2 separate regions of the Mus musculus genome follow, and region 2 is linked to region 1. Evidence: chromatin loops called from intact Hi-C (ENCODE). Cell type or tissue: left cerebral cortex. All regions are shown on one strand. Links, peaks and the distances in the headings refer to the core of each region. The heading gives the core; the rest is flanking DNA. Region 1 overlaps Setdb1 (SET domain, bifurcated 1). Region 2 overlaps Prpf3 (pre-mRNA processing factor 3).

What was found. Peaks named below come from ENCODE experiments on the same cell type or tissue, not always from the same donor. Only the 100,000 strongest peaks of a DNase experiment are listed, where the experiment ranks them.
Region 2: it touches region 1 in a loop (6-fold over the local background); 14 of 42 quality-filtered maps call a loop at or near these places.

What each region holds. Positions count from the first base shown.
Region 1 is chr3:95,327,858-95,336,193 of GRCm38, reverse strand. It overlaps Setdb1 (SET domain, bifurcated 1), which reads left to right. Exons shown (of 22, transcript NM_018877.3): 15 at 7,477-7,646. Among named protein-coding and RNA genes, the nearest start is that of Cers2, 17 kb to the right of the region's middle. In left cerebral cortex, for the core only: a CTCF peak has its summit at 5,254 (motif pointing right); no DNase peak of the experiment used is centred there.
Region 2 is chr3:95,842,478-95,850,813 of GRCm38, reverse strand. It overlaps Prpf3 (pre-mRNA processing factor 3), which reads left to right. Exons shown (of 16, transcript NM_001316751.2): 4 at 1,753-1,899; 5 at 2,966-3,049; 6 at 3,219-3,439; 7 at 5,583-5,889; 8 at 6,462-6,628. Among named protein-coding and RNA genes, the nearest start is that of Prpf3, 9.2 kb to the left of the region's middle. In left cerebral cortex, for the core only: a CTCF peak has its summit at 8,101 (motif pointing right); no DNase peak of the experiment used is centred there.

The DNA of each region.
Region 1 (8,336 bases), core at 311-8,310:
GCTGTCTTTTAATCTTAGCACTCAGGAGACAGAGACAGGAAGTTCAAGGATACCCTAGTCTGCAAATTGAGTTCCAGGACAGCCAGGGCCACACAGTGAAACTATCTTGAAGAAACAAAAACAAAAAAAAGTTAACATCAAAATCATGATAAATAGGAAGTAGATTTTATGTAGTCTTTTAAATTTTTTCTTTTTTGGGGGGGATGTTATATGTCTTAGATCAGGAAAAAACAGAATTTCAAAGATTTCAAAGACCAATTAGGTAATTTTAAGAGAATACATGAGAAGTAATGGGAGGTAGGCCTTGCACTAGAATGGAAATGACAGTAGAAATTAAGGAGGATAGGGATGGGTGTGTAGCCCAACAGAGGGCATGGTTAATATGCACCAAGAATGAAGTAATAAATGAGAGCTATTGGGTGCATTAGAAAGTACAGCTATATAGAGAAATTTTGTTGGTTGATTGGTTGGTTTTTCAAGATAGTGTTTCTCTGTGTAGCTCTGGCTTCCTGGAATTCACTTTGTAGGCCTGAATGACCTCAAACTCAGAGGTCTACCTGCTTTGCCCCCTGAGTGCTGGGATTAAAGGTGTGTGCCATCATGCACAGTAACATATAGAACTTGATAAACGACTAGAGAGTGGAATGAAAGAAGTAGAATGGAGGACAGTTCCCAGATGTTTGGCTTGAGGAAACAACTGGTCATTGATGCTGAGTTGGAAAACCAAAAGGTGCACAGCTGAGTGTGGTTTCACCTTGTTTTCAGCCATATTAAATTAGGCAGTCCAAATACAAATGTGAAGAAGATGGTAACATTTCTGGAGCAGGATGTACATGGTGGTGCATAAATCATTAAATCAGTATTCCCAGAGGCAGAGGCAGACCTCTGTGAGTCCAAGACTAGCCTGTTTAACATTTGAGAACATTAAAAACAAATAGATAAAAAAGATTTCTGGAGCAAAGTTAAGGGCTAGACAAAAAGACCTGGGAGTCCTAAGTAGAGAAACAATAAATTTGAATGAATGCCGTATTTGGGGTTTGCATCAATATCTGAGACTCAGGACAAGTTTGAAAGAAGAAATAGAGTGAGAATGGAAAATAGTCCGGCAAACTATACATGGAATAAGAACCCAGTCCTTGAGTGTACAGGGAAAGGGAAAAACATACATAAGATTACTTCATTTTTCATAATCAAAGGGTCTACCTTTAAATTGAAAGGTATGCTTACTCTGGAGGTGTAGCTTGGTGATAGAGCACTTGCCCATCCTGTATGAGGCCCTGGGTTCAGTTCTCAGCATAATAAACCAAAATAGATTCCCACTAAGACATAATTAGAGCCAGGTGGTGATTGTAAACACCTTTACTTGAAGCATTCTAGATGCAGAGGCACATGGAACTCTGTCTACTAAGCAAGTTCCAGGACAGCCAAGAATACACAGAAAAGCCTTGTTTTGAAAAAAGAGAATCGCCGGGCAGTGGTGGTGTACACCTTTAATCCCAGCACTCGGGAGGCAGAGGCAGGCAGATTTCTGAGTTCGAGGCCAGCCTGGTCTACACAGTGAGTTCCAGGACAGCCAGGACTATACAGAGAAACCCTGTCTCGAAAAACAAACAAAAAGGAGAATCAAAGGTTATGGTATATAGCTTAATAGAATGATTGCCTAGTGTCCACAGAGTCTTGGGTTCCAACACCAGCACAAAATAAACTGGTTGTAGACATGGAGACTGGAGGATCTGAAGTGTGAGTTCATCCTCAGCCTCATAGTAATATCAAGTCAACCTGGGTACATGAGACTCTGTCCCTCCAGTTCCAGGGCTTCCTTCTAGAGCACTGTACTCAGCTGTGTTTGTGTTGATGCGTGTGGGTGCAGTGGGTGAGAATCTATAATCTCAGAATTCAGGAAGCATACACTGAAGTATCTTTGGAAGCTGAAAGCCAACCTGGTCTACCTAGTGAGTTTTAGGACAGTCAGAGCTACATATGCAATCTGTTTCTGTCAAAGAGAAACAAACATGACTAGGGGCTGGAGAGATAGCTCAGTGGTTAAGAGCACTACCTTCTCTTCCAGAGGACTGAGGTTAAATTCTCAACAACCACATAGAGGAAAGTTAATCAGGAAAGCATGTGATCCAGAAAACAGTAGACCCAACCAAAAGGACAAATGAAGGAAATGTCAAATATGCTGCTGAGGGGACGGTCTCACAGGGTCACATGGCACTTCATGTGGAGACCCAGCAGTGCTCAAGTAGGACAGATAACTGCTGGGGTGGCTTCCTGGGAAGATGAGTTCATGGCAAACTTGAGAGGAGATTTAGACTGTTGGGGAATTAGTTAATTTGCGTTGAACATAGAGAAAACAAAGCAGAGAACAGCTGACTGGTAGTATGTACCTATCATCCTATCTTGTTTTGGTTTTGGTGTTTTGAGGTAGAGATCTGCCTTCCTAGTGCTGGGAGTAAAGGCATTTCTACTGCCTAACTTCCTTACATAATTGAAAAATATTCCCAAGCCAGGTATGACAGCACACACTTATACTATAATCCTAATGCTTAGAAGGCTAAAGCAAAATAATGGCAAATTCAAGGCCAGCCCAAGCTACAACAAACAACAACACAGGTCAGGGATGGTTGTGCATGCCTGTTAATCCAAAACTCAAGAGTATTGTCAGGATCAAGACCAAGCTGTGCTGGTGAGATGGCTCAGTGGTTAAGAGCACTGACTGTTCTTCCAGAGGTCCCAAGTTCAATTCCCAGAAACCACATGGTGGTTCACAACCATCTGTAATGGGATCTGGTGTGTCTGAAGACAGTGACAGTGTACTCATATACATAAAGTAGATAAATCTTTTTAAAAGAAAAAATACAAAGCCACCTTTGCCTGTGCAGCTGATCCAAAGACAGGGCAGCCTGTGTTACATGAAATGAGATCCTGTCCAGAAGAGCTTAAAAAAAATAGAGAAAGAAAAGAAAAATGTTGAGAGTATAGCTTAATGCAGTGCTTGCCTAGTGTTCATGTAGCAGTAGGTTTGATCCACAGTACTGAATATGTGTAGTACATACCTATAAGGCCTCCTGAAATCACACCATTCTAGAGGAGGAAACATATAAAAAACATAGACATTTTTAAATCAAAATACAAATTGGACTGCTGCTCATGGCCTTTCATCCTAGCACTGAGGAGGCAGAGGCAGGCAGATCTCTGTGAGTTCCAGGACAGCCTGGTTTATAGGAAATCTTTGGTTATTAGTTAGTTTTGCTTTTGTTGTCTCTGGTTTTGAGTTAGGGATAGAACCCAAAGCCTTGTTCAGTGTTTTGAATGTGAATGTTTACCACAGGTTCCAATCTTTGGTGGAACTGTTTGTTAAGGATTAGATGTGGCCTTGTTGGAGAAGATATGTCACTAGGGGTGGTGAGGTGTTAAAAACCCATGCTATTCTAGTTAGTGTTTTCTCTCTGCCTGATGTAAGCTCTCAGCTACTGCTCCAGTGCCATGCCCCACAACATAATGGTGGTGGACTCAGCTGCAAAAAAAAAAAAAAAGATTTATATATTTTATTTATATGAGTACATTTTGCTCAGGACCTCTGGAAGAGCAATCAGTGCTCTTAACCACTGACTCATCTCTCCAGCCCCAGATGCTTTCTTTTATATGTTGAGGTGTATGTTTGTAGCAAGAGAAAAGTAACTTAAGATTACCACTTAGGGGGCTGGAGAGATGGCTCAGCAGTTAAGAGCATCTTCTTGAGGTCCTGAGTTCAATTCCCAGCAACCACCTGGTGACTCACAACCATCTGTATTGGGGATCCGATGACCTCTTCTGGTGTGTGAAGATAGCGACAGAATGCCCACATACATGAAATAAATAAAATAATTTTTGCTAAACTTTAAAAAAAATGACTACCATTTAACTACATATCCAGTCCTACACTACAAGAAACAGACTTTACCTTCTCTCTTTAAAAAATAAAAGGGGGGCTGGAGAGATGGCTCAGAGGTTAAGAGCACTGACAACTCTTCCAAAGGTCCTGAGTTCAATTCCCAGCAATCACATTGTGGCTCACAACCATCTGTAGTAGAATCCGATGCACTCTTCTGGTGTGTCTGAAGACAACTACAGTGTACTCATATAAAAAAAAATAATTAATTAAAAAAAAAAAACAGAAAAAGACTTCAGTTCTTTTTTTAGACAAGTTCTCCATCTTTAGTCTAGGGCTGTCGTTGAAACTTGCTATCTACCTAGCTTGGTCTCCCAAGTGCTAGAATTACAAGCCTGCAGAAATATATATCTAGCAAAAATATTTCTGAATAAGTATAAATATATGTCACTCATATTTAAAACTATTAGTTCCCCAATACACATTGATTTCATTCTAACCTTTGACTTGGAAAACACTGTACTCTCTAGCCTACTTCTCTCCCTCTAAAGTTGTTTGAAGTGTGTTTATATCCATTACTTCCTAGATCCATTTCACGCTGTGTTTTTTTTTTTTTTTTTTTTTTTTTTTAGCCTACCTCTGGTGGTTTTGTGCAGGAGATGTGTTCTTGGCACCCTCCACTGCTTTTGTTTGGCTGGCTTTAACCTTGATCTCTCAGTTTCAGTCTCCAGTCTTCAACCTGTCCCTGGGTACTTGAAAAGTAGGCCTTTTCCCCTGGGAGTTTGTTTTGTTTGTTGGACATGGCCTCCATTGCTAAACCAGCTTCCATCTCACTGTATAGCCAGTGGTAACTTTGAATTCTTCATTCTTCTGTGTCTACCTCAAGTGTTGGAATTCTAGGCATTTAACACACACATAGTATATACTCTGTTTTCACTCTCTCGTTCTCTTTTACAGCACCACAATTGTACTTTTTATAAGTATTTCTAACAACTTCCTTGACTCAATTGTGGGATCTTTTTTTCACATTAATATAAGCTTACATTTTATCCAATCCCCACCCCACCCCCATCCCACTACCTAGTGCAGTGTTACAGAGTAGCCACTGAAAGACATTTTAAGGAATGAATAAATGATACTTAGTATAGTTACTCTGATGGCTTCCTGTGCTGATAACAAATATGAATAGCCCCCTAATTCCCAATAGGCTTTCCCTAGGTATGGCCTAGAATTCACTATGTAGTGCTGAGATTAAAGGCATGCACCACTATACCCAATTGGCTTTTTTTTTTTTTTTTTTTTTTAATTTGACATGGCCAGGGATAGTGGCCACATCTTTAGATTTATTTATTTTATGTATATGAGTACACTGTTGCTCTCTTTAGACACACCAGAAGAGGGCATCAGATCTCATTACAGATGGTTGTGAGCCACCATGTGGTTGCTGGGAATTGAACTCAGGACCTCTGGAACAGTAGTCCATGCTCTTAACCACTGAGCCATCTCTCCAGCCAGCCAGCCCCCCCACACCCCGAATAGGCTTTTAAGGATGCACACAGTAAAGCAGTACCCAGGAGAGGTGCTGATGTGTGATACTCAGTTTCTGCAAATTGCTCAAACTTTAGTCCTGTTAATGCATTTTTGTCTGTGTATCTCACAGTAATCCCACTCCATGTTTTGTGTTGTTTTATTTTTCTTTTTACTTATTTTTGTGGTGCTGGCAGTCAAACCCAGGAACCTCAACAGTCCTTTCTAAAGTTGGGGTAGAAAATTAATCTTTATTTTTATTTTATTGTTGAATTGTTTTAGATTTACTCTTACTTTGCATGTATGTCTTACATACACGCATGTATATGCACTATGTGTATGCCTTTTGGATCCCCTGGAATTGGGTTTACAAATGGTTCTAAGCTACTATCTGAATGCTGTGAACTGAACCCAGGTCCTCTGTAAGAGCAACAAGTGATCCTAACTGCTGAGCCATCTCTCCAGCCCCTTGTATTTTGAGACAGGTTCTCAGATAGCCCTGGTTGACTTTGAATTCTCAGTGTTGCCAAGGATGGCCTTGAGTTTCTGAAACTCCTGCATTCACCACCTAAATTCTGGGCTTTCAGGAATTTACCACCATCACCAGTGTATGCAGTGCTAGGATCTAATTCAGGGTCTTGCACACACATTACATAACTAAGCTACATCCCCTGCCCTCGTGGATCTGTGTAGTCTGATGGTAGTGCATATGTAAATCAGAGATCAATATACTACGTCTTTTCTCTTTACCTCCCTTCCTTCCCCCTCAGGGTTTCTCTGTGTAGTCTTGGCTGTTTAGAGTGTTAGCCTCTGCCTCTGCCTCCAGAATGCTGGGATTAAAGGTATACACCAGCAACAACTGGCAAGTATTTGTACTTTTTATCAGGAAGTTTTGTTTTATATTATATTTTCACAGTTTTGAGACAGGATCTCTCTTTGTAGCCTTCACTGTGCTATAGAACTCAAGTGTGTTGACCAGGCTGGCATTGAACTCAGATCACCTGCATCTGTCTCACATATTTTCTCTTTTCTTCAGTTGTTGAATTGGTAATATGAGGTCAAAATTACTATGATCCTTTTCTTTGTGCATTCCCAATGTTTGAACACAACTTTTTAGTTGTTTGTTTTTTTTTTGTTTTTTTTTTTTTTCTTCTCGAGATAGGGTTTCGCTGTATAACCCTGGCTGTCCTGGACTCTGTAAACCAGGCCTCAAACTCAGGATCTGCCTGCCTCTTCTTCCCAAGTGCTGGGATTAAAGGCGTGCGCCACCACTGCCGGTTAACACAACTCTTGTTAAATAAATGTTTATTGAAAACAACGTATTGGCACATGCCTTTAATCCTAGCATTTGGAAGGTAGAGATAAGTTACTGTCTGGGTTCTAGGCAAGCCTAGTCTATGTAGTGAGTTCCAGATGGCCCTGTCTCAAAAAAAAAAAGTAAGCCAACCCCCACCCTAAAAAAATGTTTTCTGAAAGAGTATCAGCTTTATGCTAACAAAAGAATTGTACCAATATTATTATAATTTTCTTATCTATTTCCTTTTGGTATATATAATCTGGCTTCTGCTTTTCTTCTGTATCTGTTTCTAGATGTCAGTTTTTTATTACATTCATGGGGTGGGGGCAGGTGTGCATAGATCAGAAGACAGCTTGGAGGAATTGGTTCTCTCCTTCTACCTTGTGGCCTCCAGAGGTTGAACTTAGGTCATCAGTCTTGGTGAAAAGTGCTTTTACCCAATAAGCTGGCTCACCAGCTTCCCTACTTGTATCAACTGAGACAACCTATAAACTTACATCTGCAGTCTGAATCACCTCATTGTTTGCTAATCCTTTCTCCAGGGGTTAGGCACTCTGTCACTTATTATCTACAGTATTACTGTGAATATTGTGAAACACTTTGCCTTCTGAATTATGTTCTTGGTCTTTATTTTCACATGAGTCCAAGAGGATAGAGGAATCACTCCAAAAATCCACTATCTCGGGTCACTACCTACTTGATGATCTTTGCTTGTGACATGTGTTAGAGATTTAAGTCTATCAGTAACTGTGTCATTGACTGTATTCTAACCTCCCAGGGTTTATGAGTGTAACAAACGCTGCAATTGTGACCCAAACATGTGCACAAATCGGTTGGTGCAGCATGGTCTGCAGGTTCGACTACAGCTGTTTAAGACACAGAACAAGGGCTGGGGTATCCGCTGCTTGGATGATATTGCCAAAGGCTCTTTTGTCTGCATTTATGCAGGTTAGTGATTAAAAAAGGGGTTTTACCCTATGAGGTTTGGGACATGGAAGGTCAAGGAAAAGTTGAACATAGCAAAGTGTTAGTGGGTATGGTAGCACATGTCTATAATCCAAGCACTCAGAAGATGAAAACAGAAAACTTTAAGAGTAGGAGATAACCTGGGCTACAGAGTTAGATTTTACCTCACAAAAAAAAAACAAAACAAAACAGTGTTTGAGGAGTGGAAATGTAGCTCAGGAGAACAATGCATGCTTAGTTTTCAGGAGGTGCTGGATCACTCCCTAACATTAAAAAAAAGAAAGGATGGATGGATGCATAAAGTGTTTGACAGTTGAACTGGGAATAAGAGGAGGTGGGAATCTCTTCTATAAAGGACATGATAAGTGATATATACCTGAATAGGTAGGACCAGAGAGGGGCAAAGGTACTTCTTAAACAGTAGAAGGGAATCAGATTTTGGCTATTGATGTTTCTTTCAGTGAGAGACATCATTTAATTGTATTATTTTCTCCGAGAGATATTTTAACCCAGGAAGTACCAAGGAGGTAAACAAAAGAAAAAAGAAAAAAAAAAATTGGGAAGGGCAAAGCAACAAGCTGCAGTGACATTGACTTAATGTCAGAGGCAAAGGTGGCAAAGTAAGCATATAATAGATTTACCCTGCTGGTGGGTGTAGTACTGATGAAGACC
Region 2 (8,336 bases), core at 263-8,262, 510 kb before region 1:
GATTTTTGGTTGGTCGGTTCTGAGATAAGGTCTTACTATATATAGCTAGCTCAGGCTTTCCTAGAACTGATGTGCCCAAATGCTAGGATTATATGTGTGTACCAACATGATCAGGTTGTCTGTTTTCAGTAAGTTTTCTTTTGCTTATGAATCGTTCTTAAAGACTCATTTTAAAATTTTTATTTATGTATATTATATGTATGCACACAGGTGCCCACAAAGGTCAGAAGAGGGTGTCAGATCCCCTGGGGTTTGAGTTACAAGGAGTTGTGAGCCACTACATAGTTGCTGGGAACAAACTCTTGTTCCTGGAAGACAGCGCTCACTCTTAACCTCCAAATCATCTCTCCAGCCCTTGTTTTGGATTTTTGAGACCAGATCTTGCTACCAAGCCCAGGTTGTCTTCAAGCTCAGAGGTTCTCCTGGCCCGGCCTCCTGAGTGCTGAGATTCTAAGCATGTACCATCATCATACCCAGCTCTAAAGTGCTTTTGATACCTTGCATATCAGTTGCTTTTCCTGAGATACACACAAAAAAAGAAGCAGTGTCTGCTTGGGGTCTGTAGCCATGCTATATGACCAAGAAAAATAGAAATTCCTATCCCTTTTGTTTTTTGAACATTATAGAGTGATCAGAGAAAGCAGACTTAGTTCTTGACTTAAGTAGTTTGATATTTAGGAGTGAGGAGTTGCAAGAAATCAGTCACAGGTTACAAAATGTGAGTAGCAGTTTTGTATACATTTGCAACTGGTTACAGAATTTCAGACTTGTGTTAAACTTAAGAGGAGAGGATTAGACACGTACTGTACAGATCAACACAGTGAGGGTTGTGTTACAATAGTACATGCTGCTGTGAAGGCCAAGCTCAGGCTGTGAATGGACTAACTACATGGGGTGGGATAGTAGGAATGGTTTCTTGAGGGAGATATCTAGATAGCATGGGATATGGGTCCCATTTTTGGTCCATTCAAGTCCCCACTCCACACAATATATTATGGGAGAGTCCTTTTTCTTGAACTGTAGGAGTTCCAGGAAGCGCTCGCCCCTGGCTGAGGATATGTCCTTGCAAAACACGAGCCCTCCTAGTGAAGAGGGGATGTCACCCAAAGCCTACCACCGGTGTGTACATTTGCTTTTTCCCATTGTCCCTTCCAGTTGGCCACTCTTGGTCCTATTAAATTCATTTTGCAAATTAGTCAACATATTTGAGTTCCCATTGTATGATAAGAAGAAAATGTTATTGGGGAATACTAAACAAGAACAAGCCTCTTTTCTGGAAGAACTTAGATTTTAATTGGGAGAAAGTCTACCTAACACGTGGCAAACAGTGTCAGCAGTATAATGTGGTCTAATATGAGCCGAGCTCTAAGTGCTGAGAGGATGTGAAAGAACAGTTGGATCAGAGTGGGATGAGATGATGAGGAGAACTTCCTGGAGGAGGTGAGTTTTAGACAGGATTTGTGGGAAGGAGGAAGAGCATTACAAATGTAGGCAGTAGCACTGGCAAAGATCTTGAGATGGGAAAACTTATCAGAACATGGGAATGAAATTTGCTTGAGTGGGGTAAGAGAATGATGAAGTTGGGTGAGATGGTCCACTTGGAGGAGTATCTAGAGACCCTGCTTCTTGCAAGTAGTTATTTGAAAGGTTGTCATATCCCCTGGGAAACCACAGGATGCTGGTAGGGTTGGGATGGTTGTTCCTTTCCCCTAGGGAGGGGTGCAATTCTTCTTTCATCTTGGGTTCCTTTAGGAGGTGTTTGGTGATGACTCTGAGATCTCAAAGGAATCATCGGGGGTAAAGAAGCGGCGGATACCCCGTTTTGAGGAGGTAGAAGAGGAGCCAGAGGTGATCCCTGGACCTCCATCAGAAAGCCCTGGCATGCTAACAAAGCTCCAGGTTAGTTAAAAGAAGCAAAGGGATTTTGTGAGTTGTGGCACCAGGCTCACAGTGATCATGATTTGAGTTTGTGTTAACCATTTGAGGAAGTTTTACTTTTTCCTTTATATTTTAGCAGTCTTTGGTTTGATCAGAAGTAGCCCAGCTAAGGATTATTGACACTGTATTTATTGAGCACCTAGTGTGTTACTTCATCGTTTGCCCAGTTGTCTGCCTCATCAATGTTGGAAAATGAAATGAAATGATAGCACTTAGCTTGACTATATCTTTAGAGCTTCTTTCTGCTCTTCGTTAGAACATAACAAGCATCGAAAGAGGCCTTGCACCATTGCCCATGCATACCTACAGTAGGAATTCAGGGGCTGATAACATGATCATTAACATTTTTAAAGACAAAGTCTTGCTGTTACCCTAGCTGGCCTCAGACTCAGATCTGCCTGCTAGTGCTTCCCAAGTGCTGAGATTAAAGGTGTATGCTACCATGCCTGGCTGATAACCATGATTTTTAAACATAGTATGAATTTTTATGTGCATGCAGGAACCTGTGGGAGTTAGAAGTATCAGATACCCTAGAACTGGTTAGAGATGGTTGTGAGCCACCATATGGATGCTGGGACCTGAACTCAGGTCCTAAACAAGAGTGATTGGTGCTTTAGCTGTGAACCATCTCTACAGCCTCCCTGTCCACTTGAATGTAGGAATGAATGTTAGGAAGTGTGCATGTACTGCTTCCCCTCTTTTAGATTGATGAGAGGTTAAGGTATTAATGCCTTATCCAAAGAAATACAGGCAGAAAGTGTGGTACAGTTCTAACCTCATATTGTCTGAGTCTCAGTCACATATACTACCTAATATATCAATCCTAACATGGGGGGAAAAGATTGAAAAATTCTAGTGCTTAAGGGTATAGGCTTATCTTTAGCAAATTTTCTTGTCTATGGTATAGATAATATATTTATTGTGGAGACATTCACAATCTTTTAGGTCTCTAGAACTGAATGCTTTTTAATTTAGGAACATTTATGGGAGGAAATAATCTTTTCCACCTTTTCCCTCTGGAGAACAGATCAAACAGATGATGGAAGCAGCAACACGACAAATCGAGGAACGGAAAAAACAGCTGAGCTTCATCAGCCCCCCTGCACCTCAGGTATGGTGCCTGATTGCTCGGAAAAGAAGAGTTAGCACAAGGTTGTTGTCATTCATCCACATGAGAGGCCGGAAAGGGCTCCAGTTGTCCACCATAATCTGCCATGCTGTGTATGTATCTGTATGCCTATCACACACTCTCTGATTTCTTTTAATCTCTTGTCTTATAGCCAAAGACACCTTCTTCTTCCCAACCAGAGCGACTTCCCATCGGCAACACTATTCAGCCCTCCCAGGCCGCTACCTTTATGAACGATGCCATTGAGAAGGCGAGGAAAGCTGCCGAGCTGCAAGCCCGAATCCAGGCCCAGCTGGCGTTGAAGCCAGGGCTTATTGGCAATGCCAACATGGTGGGCCTAGCTAATCTCCATGCCATGGGCATAGCTCCACCGTGAGTATCTTTCACACAGTCCCATATCACTTCTAAAAGTTCTGGGGTAGTTATTTAAAGGTAATTTACTTGAATATTACTAACTTTTTTTTAAAAGACGTATTTATTTTATTTATTTTATGTACGAGTACACTGTCCTGTCTTCAGAAACACCAGAAGAGGGCAGTGGATCCCATTACAGATGGTTGTAAGCCACCATGTGGTTGCTGGGAATTGAACTCAGAACCTCTGGAAGAGCAGTCAGTGCTCTTAACTACTGAGCCATCTCTCTAGCCCGTTACTGACTTTTTTAAACTCAAAGAACATTAAATAATTTCTTAAAAGTTTCCCTTTCTTTTTTTGGTTTTTCGAGACAGGGTTTCTCTGTATAGTCTTGGCTGTCCTGGAACTCACTTTGTAGACCAGGCTGGCCTCGAACTCAGAAATCCACCTGTCTCTGCCTCCCAAGTGCTGGGATTAAAGGCGTGCGCCACCACCGCCTGGCAAGTTTCCTATTTTTAATAAATGATTTTAATTCAGTTACATTTTTTGGCTTTATTGTAGTTTGTTGTCTGCTTATAACTGATAGAACTAAAATAATACTTTTCACTTAATAATGGAGGTAAGAATAGAATCAGATTTCTTGGCTTATTACTTAAGAGCTTCAGCCATTAACCAGTATTGGTCGAGACCATATGTTAGATGGGTGGCACATGGTGGTACATGTCTGCAACTCTGTTACTCAGGAGGGAGAAGCAAGAGTAGTGAGGTAAATATGAATCTAGACTAGTCTACCTAACAAGTTCTTAGCAAGTCAGAACTACATAGCAAGACCCTGTCTCGTTTGTGATTGTTCTGGCATCCCAAGACTAATTCAAGAACTTAGGAACAGATGATAGAGTTGCTTCCCATGCATCCCAGTGGTAGAACATCTGCCTAGTATGCAGGAGGCCTTGGGCTCTCAGACTCTTGAACCACCACAAAAGGGGTGGGGGTGGAGGGAAATGACCTGGAAGATGGTTCAATGGTTAAACTACTGGCTGCTCTTCCAAAGGATTCAGGTTCAATTCCTAGTATCCACATGGTAGCTCACAATTGTTTGTAACTCCAGTTCTGCAGGATTCAACACACTTACATAGACATACATGTAGGCAAAACACCAGTGCACGTGAAATAACAACAAAAGAAGCAGGGGTGAGGGTAGGGGTGGAAAGGTGGCTAAGTAGTTAAGAACACTTGCTGCTATTCCAGAGGACCAAGGTTTGGTTCCCAGCACCCACAGGTTGGCTAACAGCCATCTGTAAGTCCGGTTCTAGAGGACTTGAAAATAAATTTTGAAAAAAAGAGAAGAATTTGGGAATAAAATAAGATTAGATAATGGCCAAGTGGTAGTGGTGGCACATATAATTTCAGTACTTATGAAGCAGAGGCAGAGGCAGGGAATCTCTGAGTTTGAGGCTGGTCTGCTTGGTCTACATAATCTGGTCTATATCCTGTAAGTTCCAGGATAGCCAGGAGGAAAAAAAAAGTATGATTTTAGAATTAATTTCGTTAGATTATGCCCTGTATCTAAGTACTTAATTTGATGTATTTTTTATGGTAACCCATGAACTTGAATATTCTGTACAAATGCTCTAATACTGAGTGAGTTATATCCTTAGCCAATACTGAGATATATCTTCAGCCTGGTTTGATGTTTTATATTAACTCTTAGCTAAAAAGCAGAACTAATTTACATTGGTTTTGGTTTTTGTTTTTTTTTTTTACTGTTTTGTTGTTGTTGTTTCAAGATTTATTTATTTTATGTGTATGAATATTTTCCTGCAGGTATATCTGTGTAGGTCATGGGTAAATAGTGTCATCAGAGGTCGGAAAGAGGCATAGGATTCCCTAGAACTCAAGTTACAGACAGCTGCAAGCCCCAAGTGGGAGCTGAAACTCAAACCCAGGTCCTCTGCTAGAGTATCCAGCACTCCTAACTGTCCCCTTACTCTGATTTTTTTTTTTAATGGAGATTTTATAAAGCACTGACAAGATTGCCTTCCCTAAGGTTAATTTACAGTTGTCTTTGATAATTTTGACTCCTTTTGTTTTCTGTTGGGTTTTCCTTGCTTCAAGGTTCTATGTAGGATTTATTTCTCTGAGGGATGTTTTGTTTTTTCAGGAAAGTAGAGTTAAAAGACCAAACTAAGCCTACCCCATTGATCCTGGACGAGCAAGGCCGCACTGTGGATGCGACAGGCAAGGAGGTGGAGCTCACACATCGCATGCCCACCCTGAAGGCAAACATTCGGGCTGTGAAGAGGGAACAGTTCAAGCAGCAGCTAAAAGAAAAGCCATCAGAAGACATGGAGTCTAATACCTTTTTTGACCCCCGAGTCTCAATTGCCCCTTCCCAGCGCCAAAGACGCACTTTTAAATTCCATGACAAGGGCAAATTTGAGAAAATTGCTCAACGATTACGGACAAAGGTAATTTAGAAGCTCAGAAGCTGACACAAAGACACTTTTAGGTCCATATTTTTGGGAAATAGAAACATAATTTAAAACAGTGTAATTGGTTTAAGTGCTATATTCTTAGACTATTTATTGTTTACTCGGTTTCTCTTCCTGACTGCTTTCTGCTTGTATAGAGCACTCCCCATTGACCAACAGTTGAGGAAAACAGTTCAAAGCCAGTTTCCTGACTTCTTTTGATGAATGATAACCTGATGTTAGAATTTACTACAGAAAATCTACGTGCTTGGGAGAGTTGGATTGAATGTAGTTAATTAAATAGTCCCTTTTGTCTTCTCAGAATGAGGTTTTCGTAGAATCCCACTAATGTATATCTACAGTATGAGTGAAAGGAGAGACAAGAGTCAGAGGACTAAGTAAACTGCGTAAAAAATAAGGCAGTTTATCTTTCAAATCCTTTAGAAGTTGTGAATTCATTACATTAGGTATTAGAATTTAATAAGGGTTAAATTTGTTATTAAATTTGTAACTCGACAACTTTCCTTTGCTCCAACTTACCTTCCTATCTTGTTTGATCTTGCTCTTAGGCTCAATTGGAGAAGCTGCAAGCAGAGATTTCACAAGCTGCTAGAAAAACAGGCATTCATACTTCGACTAGACTTGCCCTCATTGCTCCCAAAAAGGAGCTAAAGGAAGGCGATATCCCTGAGATTGAGTGGTGGGACTCGTACATCATACCCAACGGCTTTGACCTGTGAGTGTTAAATGCCAAGAGAAAGGTGCTACAGACACCTCAAATACCACTTTAAATGCAAAGGGAATAGATAACTACACAACAGATTTTCAAGCTGTCTTGAGTTATATTTAGCTTTTGGGGTTAGTTTACCAAAATCAGAGACAAATAATGCAAAGTGAGTCTGAAAAACATATTTACTTCTTTATTTTTGCAGTGCTGGCAATGAACCCAGGGCTTATTTTATCTTGCCATATTTTCAAGTTTTATATTTTTTCTTACTATGTATTCTATATATTTTACATGTTTATAATGATCCATTTATAGGTCTAGGGACCTAGTTCAGTGGTTGAACATGTGCCTAGTATATGGAAGGCACTTAGGTCTGATCTCCAGAACTGCAAAAAAAAGAAAAGAAAAATGTTTATTGTTGTTTTTTTTCCCCCTTTAAATTTGTTTAGTTGTGTGTGTCTGTCTGTGTGCTCATACACATGCAGGTGTACATGCCCGTGTATAGAGCTCAGTGGACAGTTTTGTCAGTCTTTCCTTCTGCATTATTGAGATGGGTGTGTGGGGATGGGGGTGGGGGGTCACTCTTGTTGGCTCCAGTGTGTTACACATAGGATTTGGCCAGCCCATTCACTTTTTCCAGTTCCCATTTAGTTGTAAGAATACTGGAATTTCAGATGTGTGCCATTACAGCCAGCTTTTTTTTTCCTATTGTATGTGTGTGAATGGGTTTTTTGTTTGTTTTGTTTTTTTAAGATTTATTTATTTTATGTATGTGAGTACACTGTAGCTGTCTTCAGACACACCACAAGAGGGCATTGAGTCCCATTACAGATGGTTGTGAGCCACCATGTGGTTGCTGGGACTTGAACTCAGGACCTCTGGAAGAGTAGTCAGTGCTCTTAACCACTGAGCCGTCTCTCCAGCCCATGTGTGAATGTTTTGCCTGAATAGCCTGCATGTGTATGTATGTGCACCACATGTTTCCTTAGTGCTTGAGGAGGTCAGAAAAGAGGGTCAGATCCCCTGGACCTGGAGTTAGACCTTTTGACAAGTCATTGTGTGAGTGCTAGGAACTGAACCCAGGGCCTCTGGAAAAGCAGAAGTGGGTTATTTTGGTCGGTTGGTTAGTTAATTGGTTTTGCTTTTTTGTTGTTGTTGTTTTTTTTATTTTTTGATGGCTTTATTGTTGTTGGGTGTTTTGGGTTTTTTTTTTTTGACATGTTTTTTCTAGATATCCCTGAAAACTTTGTAGTGGTGTTCAACACCACCTCCCAGCCTAGTAGAATAGAAGTGTTTTTAGCCATTGAGCTATCTCTCTGGTCCTCTTGCTTTATTTAGTAATTGATTACTTTTCATTCTTTTTTTTTTTTTTTTTAGGTTTGTAGTGGGATTCTCTGTTTTTGTTTTTGTTTTTTTATAAGATTTATTTATTTTATATATAAGTACACTGTAGCTGTCTTCAGACGCACCAGAAGAGGGCACCACTGGATCCTATTACAGATGGTTGTGAGCCACCATGTGGTTGCTGGGAATTGAACTCAGGACCTCTGCAAGAGCAGTCAGTGCTCTTAACCACTGAGCCATCTTTCAGCTCTCATTCTTTTTCTTTTCGTAGGTTTGTTTTTTGTTTTGCAGGGAGAGATTTTGATATAGAGTCTCACTATGTAGCCATGGCTGACTTGAAACTTACTATGTAGAGTGTCCTTAAACTCAAAGA